Regions from separate parts of the Homo sapiens genome. Here regions 1 and 2 are each linked to region 3. A link is an interaction called in ENCODE POLR2A ChIA-PET data of the cell type or tissue named here. Cell type or tissue: IMR-90. All regions are shown on one strand. Region 1 overlaps RERE (arginine-glutamic acid dipeptide repeats). Region 2 overlaps RERE (arginine-glutamic acid dipeptide repeats). Region 3 overlaps RERE (arginine-glutamic acid dipeptide repeats).

Evidence for each region. ChIA-PET counts read pairs that join two places held together with the same protein. Peaks named below come from ENCODE experiments on the same cell type or tissue, not always from the same donor. Only the 100,000 strongest peaks of a DNase experiment are listed, where the experiment ranks them.
Region 1: POLR2A ChIA-PET joins it to region 3 with 6 read pairs; 3 of 35 experiments call an interaction of 5 or more read pairs at or near these places.
Region 2: POLR2A ChIA-PET joins it to region 3 with 8 read pairs; 11 of 35 experiments call an interaction of 5 or more read pairs at or near these places.

The regions. Positions count from the first base shown.
Region 1 is chr1:8,775,687-8,778,186 of GRCh38, reverse strand. All of the region lies in intron 1 of RERE (arginine-glutamic acid dipeptide repeats), which reads left to right. Among named protein-coding and RNA genes, the nearest start is that of RERE, 41 kb to the left of the region's middle. In IMR-90, no CTCF peak of the experiment used is centred here; no DNase peak of the experiment used is centred here.
Region 2 is chr1:8,514,034-8,516,533 of GRCh38, reverse strand. The region is part of intron 7 of RERE (arginine-glutamic acid dipeptide repeats); the gene reads left to right. Among named protein-coding and RNA genes, the nearest start is that of SNORD128, 20 kb to the right of the region's middle. In IMR-90, no CTCF peak of the experiment used is centred here; no DNase peak of the experiment used is centred here.
Region 3 is chr1:8,566,324-8,568,823 of GRCh38, reverse strand. The region is part of intron 4 of RERE (arginine-glutamic acid dipeptide repeats); the gene reads left to right. Among named protein-coding and RNA genes, the nearest start is that of SNORD128, 73 kb to the right of the region's middle. In IMR-90, no CTCF peak of the experiment used is centred here; a DNase peak (open chromatin) is centred at 1,453.

The sequences.
Region 1 (2,500 bases), 210 kb before region 3:
TTTGATACTTTAACTCACTGTCTAATAGATAAATTTTATGTAATGGCTTGAGGTGAGTCAGTTCTTGCTGTTTGCTTAGTGTGGTGACTGTAAGAAATGGTTGGAGAAAAGGAATGATTGAGCTGCTGTATTCTTATTACTTCTAATAACCCATTCTTCAGGGTAGATGGTATTACTAATTTCCAGATGAGGAAATGGAGATTCAGAGAATTAATTTGTGCAGGGTATCACTATTAGTAATACAACATTTGGCCTTCAAATTGAGGTCTGGGTAGTTGAAGTTTTTTTTTTTTTTTAACCATATACTTTTATTTTTATACCATATACTTTTATTAAAAGTATGACACTTTGGGGCCGGGCACGGTGGCTCATGCCTGTAATCCCAGCACTTTGGGAGGCCGAGGCAGGTGGATCACGAGGTCAGGAGATCGAGACCATCCTGGCTAATGCGGTGAAACCACGTCTCTACTAAAAAAATACAAAAAGTAGCCGGGTGTGGTGGCGGGCACCTGTAGTCCCAGCTACTCAGGAGGCTGAGGCAGGAGAATGGTGTGAACCCAGGAGGTGGAACTTGTAGTGAGCCGAGATTGTGCCACTGCACTCCAGCCTGGGCAACAGAGCGAGACTGCATCTCAAAAAAAAAAAAAAAAAAAGTATGACACTTTGTTTTCAGAGTGACCTGTCTCAAACTACTGTCTTCTTTTAATTTCATGTAGAAAATATAATGTTCATTCTCTTCTGTTTTCCTATTTTCTTGATATTTTTCTTCAAAAAGTTATAAAAATTAAACCTAGGCTTGGGTATTCTCTTTGTTCTTTCTCCCTTCACAGTCACCTCCATTATTAAATTTTAATTGGTATAAAACATAAGAAAAATATTTGATGACACTTGATAGTATGTGTTTTCTAGAAGGGCAAAGAGAAAATCTGGACTTCTTAGATAAGACAATGCTTTCCAGAAGTGGAAGCACCCATATAACTTTTTAAGTAGGTTGCCGTGTAAATGTTAGCAGATAAAATATTGATAACTTTCTTTCGTGTTCTACTTAGAGCTCCTTCAAAGGTGAAGTGCTTATTGGCTTCACTCAGAATAAGTGGTTCTAATTTTTGACTTTGATACTGTTTTAACATTCAGCAAAAGAAAGTATTTAGGTCTGGTGTGGTGGCTCATGCCTGTAATCCTTGCATTTTGGCACTTTGGGAGGTGGAGACAGGCGGATAGCTTGAGCCCAGGAGTTCGAGACCAGCCTGGGCAATATGGTGAAACCCCACCTATACAAAAATTACCAAAAAAAAAAAAATTAGTTGGCCATGGTGGCGCATGCCTACACTCTCAGCTATTCCGGAGGCTGAGGTGGGAGGATCACCTGATCCCGGGGAGGTCGAGGCTGCAGTGAGCCGTGATGGTGCCACTGCACTCCAGCCTGGGTGACAGTGACACCCTGCCTCAAAAAAAAGATAATAAAATAAAAAAGAATTTAAGGGGAAGTTGAAACATTGATGGTTTTTAGAAGAAGGAAAGAGGAAAACTTAGTTACAAAATTTGGTAAGTTGTATATTACATGCTTAATAGAATGAAACAATATTTTGGGGCTAGGTGCCGTGGCTCATACCTGTAGTCCTGCACTTTGGGAGGCCAAGCCGGGCAGATCACATGAAGCCAGGAGTTCAAGACCAGCCTGGCCAACATGGCGAAAGCCTGTCTCTACTCAAAATACAACAATTAGTGGGTCATGATGGCGTGCACCTGTAGTCCCAGCTACTTGGAAGGCTGAGGCACTAGAGTCGCTTGAACCTGGGAAGCAGAGGTTGCAACGAGCCAGTATCACACCACCATACTCCAGCCTGGGCTACAGAGGGAGCCCCTGTCTTAAAAAAGAAAAGAATGAGACAGTGAAGAAAGTAACCCGGTAACTTCAGGTGGATGAAAAAATTAGAAAGTTACTGAGCTATTTAAAGTGAAAGGAAATGTAAAGTTTAGGAAATTTATATAAGAAATGGTTTGTGAAAATAGGAAGAATGATTACTGTGTTATGAATGATAAACAGATGAAGAATTTAGAGATTATTACAATTGGTATGGAAGCGATGTACTAATTTGGTGTTTACTTGAATATAATGAAACTAATTATTAACCATGTTTTCAGTGGAAAGATTTCTCAGTTAAGCAAAAGTTTAGCCTGGGTTTGAGAGGCAGTGTGGCATGATTGCTAAGAGCACAGATGCAGAATCCAAGACCGCCTGGGTTTAAATCTGAGCTCTACTGCATAGAGGCTTTATATTAATGAGGAAGTTACTTAACCTCCCTGGGCCTCAGCTTCCTCGATACAAAATGGAGATAGTAGTAATACCTACCTCATAAAATTGTTAAAAGAGTTAAATGAGTTAATATATGCAAAGCTTAAGTGATGAAAGAGGTAAAATATTCCATTGTTTATCAAACACACACCATGTGTATTTTATTTATTTTTTGTTTTTATGTTAGTTACTTGTTTCCTAGAA
Region 2 (2,500 bases), 52 kb after region 3:
AATAGCACCTATCTTACAGGGTCGCCTGTAAGATTAGATAAGAAAATAAATGGAAATTGCTTACCTTGCAATGCCTGGTACATAGTAAATGTTCAATGGATATATTAGTTGCTTTATTAATGTTAAAATTAGTATTGTTATTATTATTACCTATGGAGATACTGCCTCATAGAGTTGTCGTGGAATAATGAAATAATATGTGCCCAGCATAGAAAGCACTTAGTAATTGATAGCTAGTATTATTATTTTGCTTGTGTTTGTTATGTAACTATAATACACCTAGATTTTTTTTTTTTTTTTTTTTTTCCTCTGAGAGAGTCTTGCTCCGTCCCCCAGGCTGGAGTACACTGGCGGGATCTCGGCTCTCTGCAGCCTCCATCTCCTGGGTTTGAGCAATTTTTCTGCCTCAGCATCTTAAGTAGCCGGGATTATAGGTGCCCACTACTGCACCCACTACCACGCTTGGCTAATTTTGTATTTTTAGGGGTGGGGCTTCTCCATATTGGCCAGGCTGTTTTGGAACTCCTGACCTCGGGTAACCTGCCCACCTCAGCCTCCCAAAGTGCTGGGATTACAGGCACGAGCCACCGCACCCGGCCTACACCTAGATTTAAGATAACGTATGTGAAAACTCTTAAGATGAGGATAAAGATAGATGTGTGTGTATGTTGCATTATTCTGGATATTACTTGCATCTTTGGTTTCTTAATTCATACAGTAGTATCCTTTATATGTCTTGGCTAGGATTCATACTGCCTTTGGTCTGGATTTTTCTTCCGAAGTTGATGACCACCCTGGCTTTGACTAGACCTACTTTGTTAATTCAGCAGCATTGTACATCCAAGCAGAAACCTCTTTAGTAGCTATGTTTTGTTGTTGTTGTTGTTGTTGTTTGTTTGTTTTTTGAGACAGTCTTGCTCTGTCACTCAGGCTGGGGTGTAGTAGCATGATCTTGGCTCACTGCAACCGCTGCCTCCCAGACTCAAGCAATTCTCCTGCCTCAGCCTCCTGAGTAGCTGGGACTACAGGCGCCTGCCACCACGCCCGGCTAAGTTTTGTATTTTTAGTAGTGTGGGGTTTCACCATGTTGTCCAGGCTGGTCTTGAACTCCTGACGTCAGGTGACCTGCCTGCCTCAGGTGAGCCACCACGCCCGGCCTGTTTGTTTTTTTAAAGACAGTCTAGCTCTGTTTTGCCCAGGCTGGAGTGCAGTGGTGTGATCATAGCTCACTGCAGCCTCAAACTCCAGAGCTCAAGTGATTCTCCTGGCTCAGCCTCCTGAGTAGGTGGGATTATAGGTGCGTGCCACCGTGACCAGCTAATTAAAAAAACATTTTTTATAAAGCCTGTTGCCCAGGCTGGTCTCAAACTCCTGAGCTCAAGCTGTCCTCTTGCCTCAGCGTCCCAGAGTGCTGGGATTCCAGGTGTGCACCACCACGTGTAGTGCTGTGTTGCTTTGAACACAGGATAGAAAGACACCTGAATTTCTGTGAATAGCAATACTAACATGTCTGTTAATATCAAAACATGAATTAAATGCCTTAATACCTAGAAATGAGATAATACTGTAGAGCACCTAGGACAGATAGTAAGTGCTGAAATGTTAGCTACTGTTGTTATTCATCAAAGAAGAAAGCTGGAGTCTTCTAGATGAATTTTAGCCTCCAGCACTTGCTGAAGTTCAGAATGTGCCATAATCAGTGCTTCTCAGAGCATAGCTTGTGGACCTCATTATTATTATTATTATTTCTCTTTTCTTTTCTTGTCTTGTCTTTTCTTTCTTTTCTTTTCTTTCTTTTTTTTTGAGGCGGAGTTTCATTCTTTTTTTGCCCAGGCTGGAGTGCAATGGTGTGACCTCAGCTCACTGTAACCTCTGCCTCCCGGGTTCAAGCAGTTCTCCTGCCTGAGCCTCCCGAGTAGCTAGGATTCAGGCACACACCACCCGGTATGGCTAATTTTGTGTTTTTAGTAGGGATGGGGTTTCACCATGTTGACTAGGCTGGTTTCGAACTCCTGACCTCAGGTGATCCACCTGCCTCGGCCTCCCAAAATGCTGTGATTACAGGCGTGAGCCACCTCGCCCAGCCTATTAGTATTTTTTAATCCCAAGACTTGGCTTCCCGACTTAAAAGTCTTCTGCCCTATACCAAAAGACAGTGATTGTCTTGAGGAGAAGCCTTGGTTCCGTCGAGACATTTGAGTTAGAAGCGAAGCTAGCCACTTTTTTCATGGAATATCAGTTACTCTTTGAAAGAACAACTGACAGACAAACTGTGGTCATTCAGACGTGGGCATTTGGCAGAAACTTTCTTGAAGATGAATTAAGTGAGCTTGTTATTTCAAGGAAAACACTGATACTATTTGACAAGGCTAAGATTTGAACTTTCAAGTAAAAATTAGAATTTCGAAAAGCTTGTACTCACCACTCTGAGCCTGACAGCTTCTCTACACTGAAAGGCATTTCTTATGAGATAGGTGATATTAATATGATTTTTAAAAAA
Region 3 (2,500 bases):
GGGATTTATTAAGGGAATAATAAATCTCACTCCATCATAGAAGCTAAGTCCCATGATAGCCATGTCTTAGTCTTTTTTTCTGAATACCTGAGACTGGGTAATTTATAAAGAAAATAAATTTATTATAGTTCTGGAGGCTGTGAAGTCCCAGGTCAAGGGGCTGCATCTGGTTGGCCTCTGGGGAGGGCTTTGTGCTGTGCCATAATGTGGTAGAAGGCATCCAGGACAGTAGGGCTCACAAGAGAGAGCCAACCTGGTTTTTATAAGAGACTCACTCTTGTGATAAGTCGTTAACCCATGAATGCATCAATGAATTAATGAGTTATCAGGCTCCTTGTGATCTAATCACCTCTTAAAGGCCTCACTTGTTAATACTGTTACATTGGGGATTAAGTTTCAGAATGAGTTTCTGAGGGTGACAAACATTTAGACCATCGCAGGCCATCTGCAAGCTGGAGATGCGGGGAAGCTGATAGTATGGCTCAGTTCAAGTTCAAAAGCCTCAGAACCAAAGGAACCTATAGTACAACTCTGTCTGAGGCTGAAGGCCAGAGAGCCTGGGGGGCCGCTGGTGTGAGTCCTCAGTCCAAAGGCTGGAGGACCTAGAGTTCTGATGTCCAAAGGTAGGAGAAGAAAGGTGTCTTAGCTCTTGGAGAGAGAGCAAAGTCTCCTTTTCCCTGCTTTTTTTTGTTCTGTTCTGGACCCCAGCCGATTAGATGCTGTCCCACCTACATTGAGGGCAGATCTTCCCACACAGGCTACCATCTGACACACCAGTCTCCTCTAGGAACACCTGTACAGACACACCCAGAAATAATGCTTTACCAACTATCTAGATGTCCCTTAATCCAGTTCAGACACCTGATATTAACCCCACAGTCAGGTTGAAGTACATTGTGGGATACTTTTGGGGAGCTACAGAAGTGCTCTTTAGTTTGCTATGTCTGTCCCTATCTGCTAAGTCCCCTTGACGTACAGTTTATCTCTGTGTGTGTGTGATATTAAGGACAACAGAGGTCATCTAGTTACCCAGCCTTGTAGTTTACAGATGAGGGCAAGAAGTACAAATATTCCCAAGGTTTTACCTGTGCTTAGTTTTGGCCTCTCTGCTACAAACAAATACAAGAATGAATTGTCTGAAAATTTCAGTGTTCATACACAATATAATCCTAAGTAGAAAATCCTTAATGAGTTTTGACTCCTTAGCTAGCATTTCAGAGATGATTTAGTTTTCATGCACTGTTTTAGTTCCTACCAAAATATTGGTTGATTTTTCTCCATATTAAAGTGTAAAAATAATTTAACAGCGGCAGAAGTTTAACAAACAAGGCATCATCAAGAAACAGTGGTTTTGAAATTATTGCCCATCATCTGAGCCTGTGCTTCAGTACATTCATAGTTACATCATCTTTCTGAGTGTTTGTATGTAGCCAGTTATTTGTATATCTTGATTGTAAACACTGTGAATAGTCATCTGCCTTCCTACCATTCCCCCTTCATGCTTCAACATCTGATAGAAGGTGATTTAAATCCTTTCACACAGACCCAGATGCTGATGTTATCTCTTGACAACAGTCTTTTGAATTGAATACCACTCATAGGTTTTGAAAATGAGCCTCTAACCTTGATCCTAGTGCCTACAAGCAGTAAGCAGCCTAGTCAGATGGATGTGGCCATGGTCTTCTATTTCTTTCATCTACTTAACTTCTCTTTAAAAATTCATTATGCTAGTTCTGGCCGGGTGCGGTGCCTCACACCAGAAATCCCAGCACTTTGGGAGGCCGAGTCAGGCGGATCACGAGGTCTGGAGATCAAGACCATCCTGGCTAACACGATGAAACCCCATTTCTACTAAAAATACAAAAAATTAGCTGGGTGTGGTGGCACATGCTGTAGTCCCAGCTACTCAGAATGCTAAGGCAGGAGAATTGCTGGAACCCTGGAGGCGGAGGTTGCAGTGAGCCGAGATCGCACCACTGCACTCCAACCTGGGTGACAGAGTGAGACTCCGTCTCAAAAAAAAAAAAAAAATTACTATTCCAGTTGTGAGCAGATCCCTCCAGAAGTCTGCTATATATTGGATGTACCAGTAGTTCCAGGTATACCCATTTGGAAATGCTAATAAATGTGATGTTACCACCAACAGGATTCTGTGTCCCATTTAATTTTTGTTTTCAGGTTTTTTTTTGTTTGTTTTTTGTTTTGGAGACAGAGTCTTGCTCTGTTGCCCAGGCTGGAGTGCAGTGGTGCCATCTCAGTTCACTGCAACTTCCGCCTCCTGGGTTCAAGCAATTCTCTGCCTCAGCCTCCCAAGTAGCTGGGATTACAGGCGGTCGCCACCACACCCGGCTAATTTTTGTATTTTTAGTAGAGACGGGGTTTCATCATCTTGGCCAGGCTGGTCTTGAACTCCTGAACTTGTGATCCACCTGCCTTGGCCTCCCAAAGTGCTGGGATTACAGGTGTGAGCCACCACACCCAGCCCAGGTATTTTATTTTG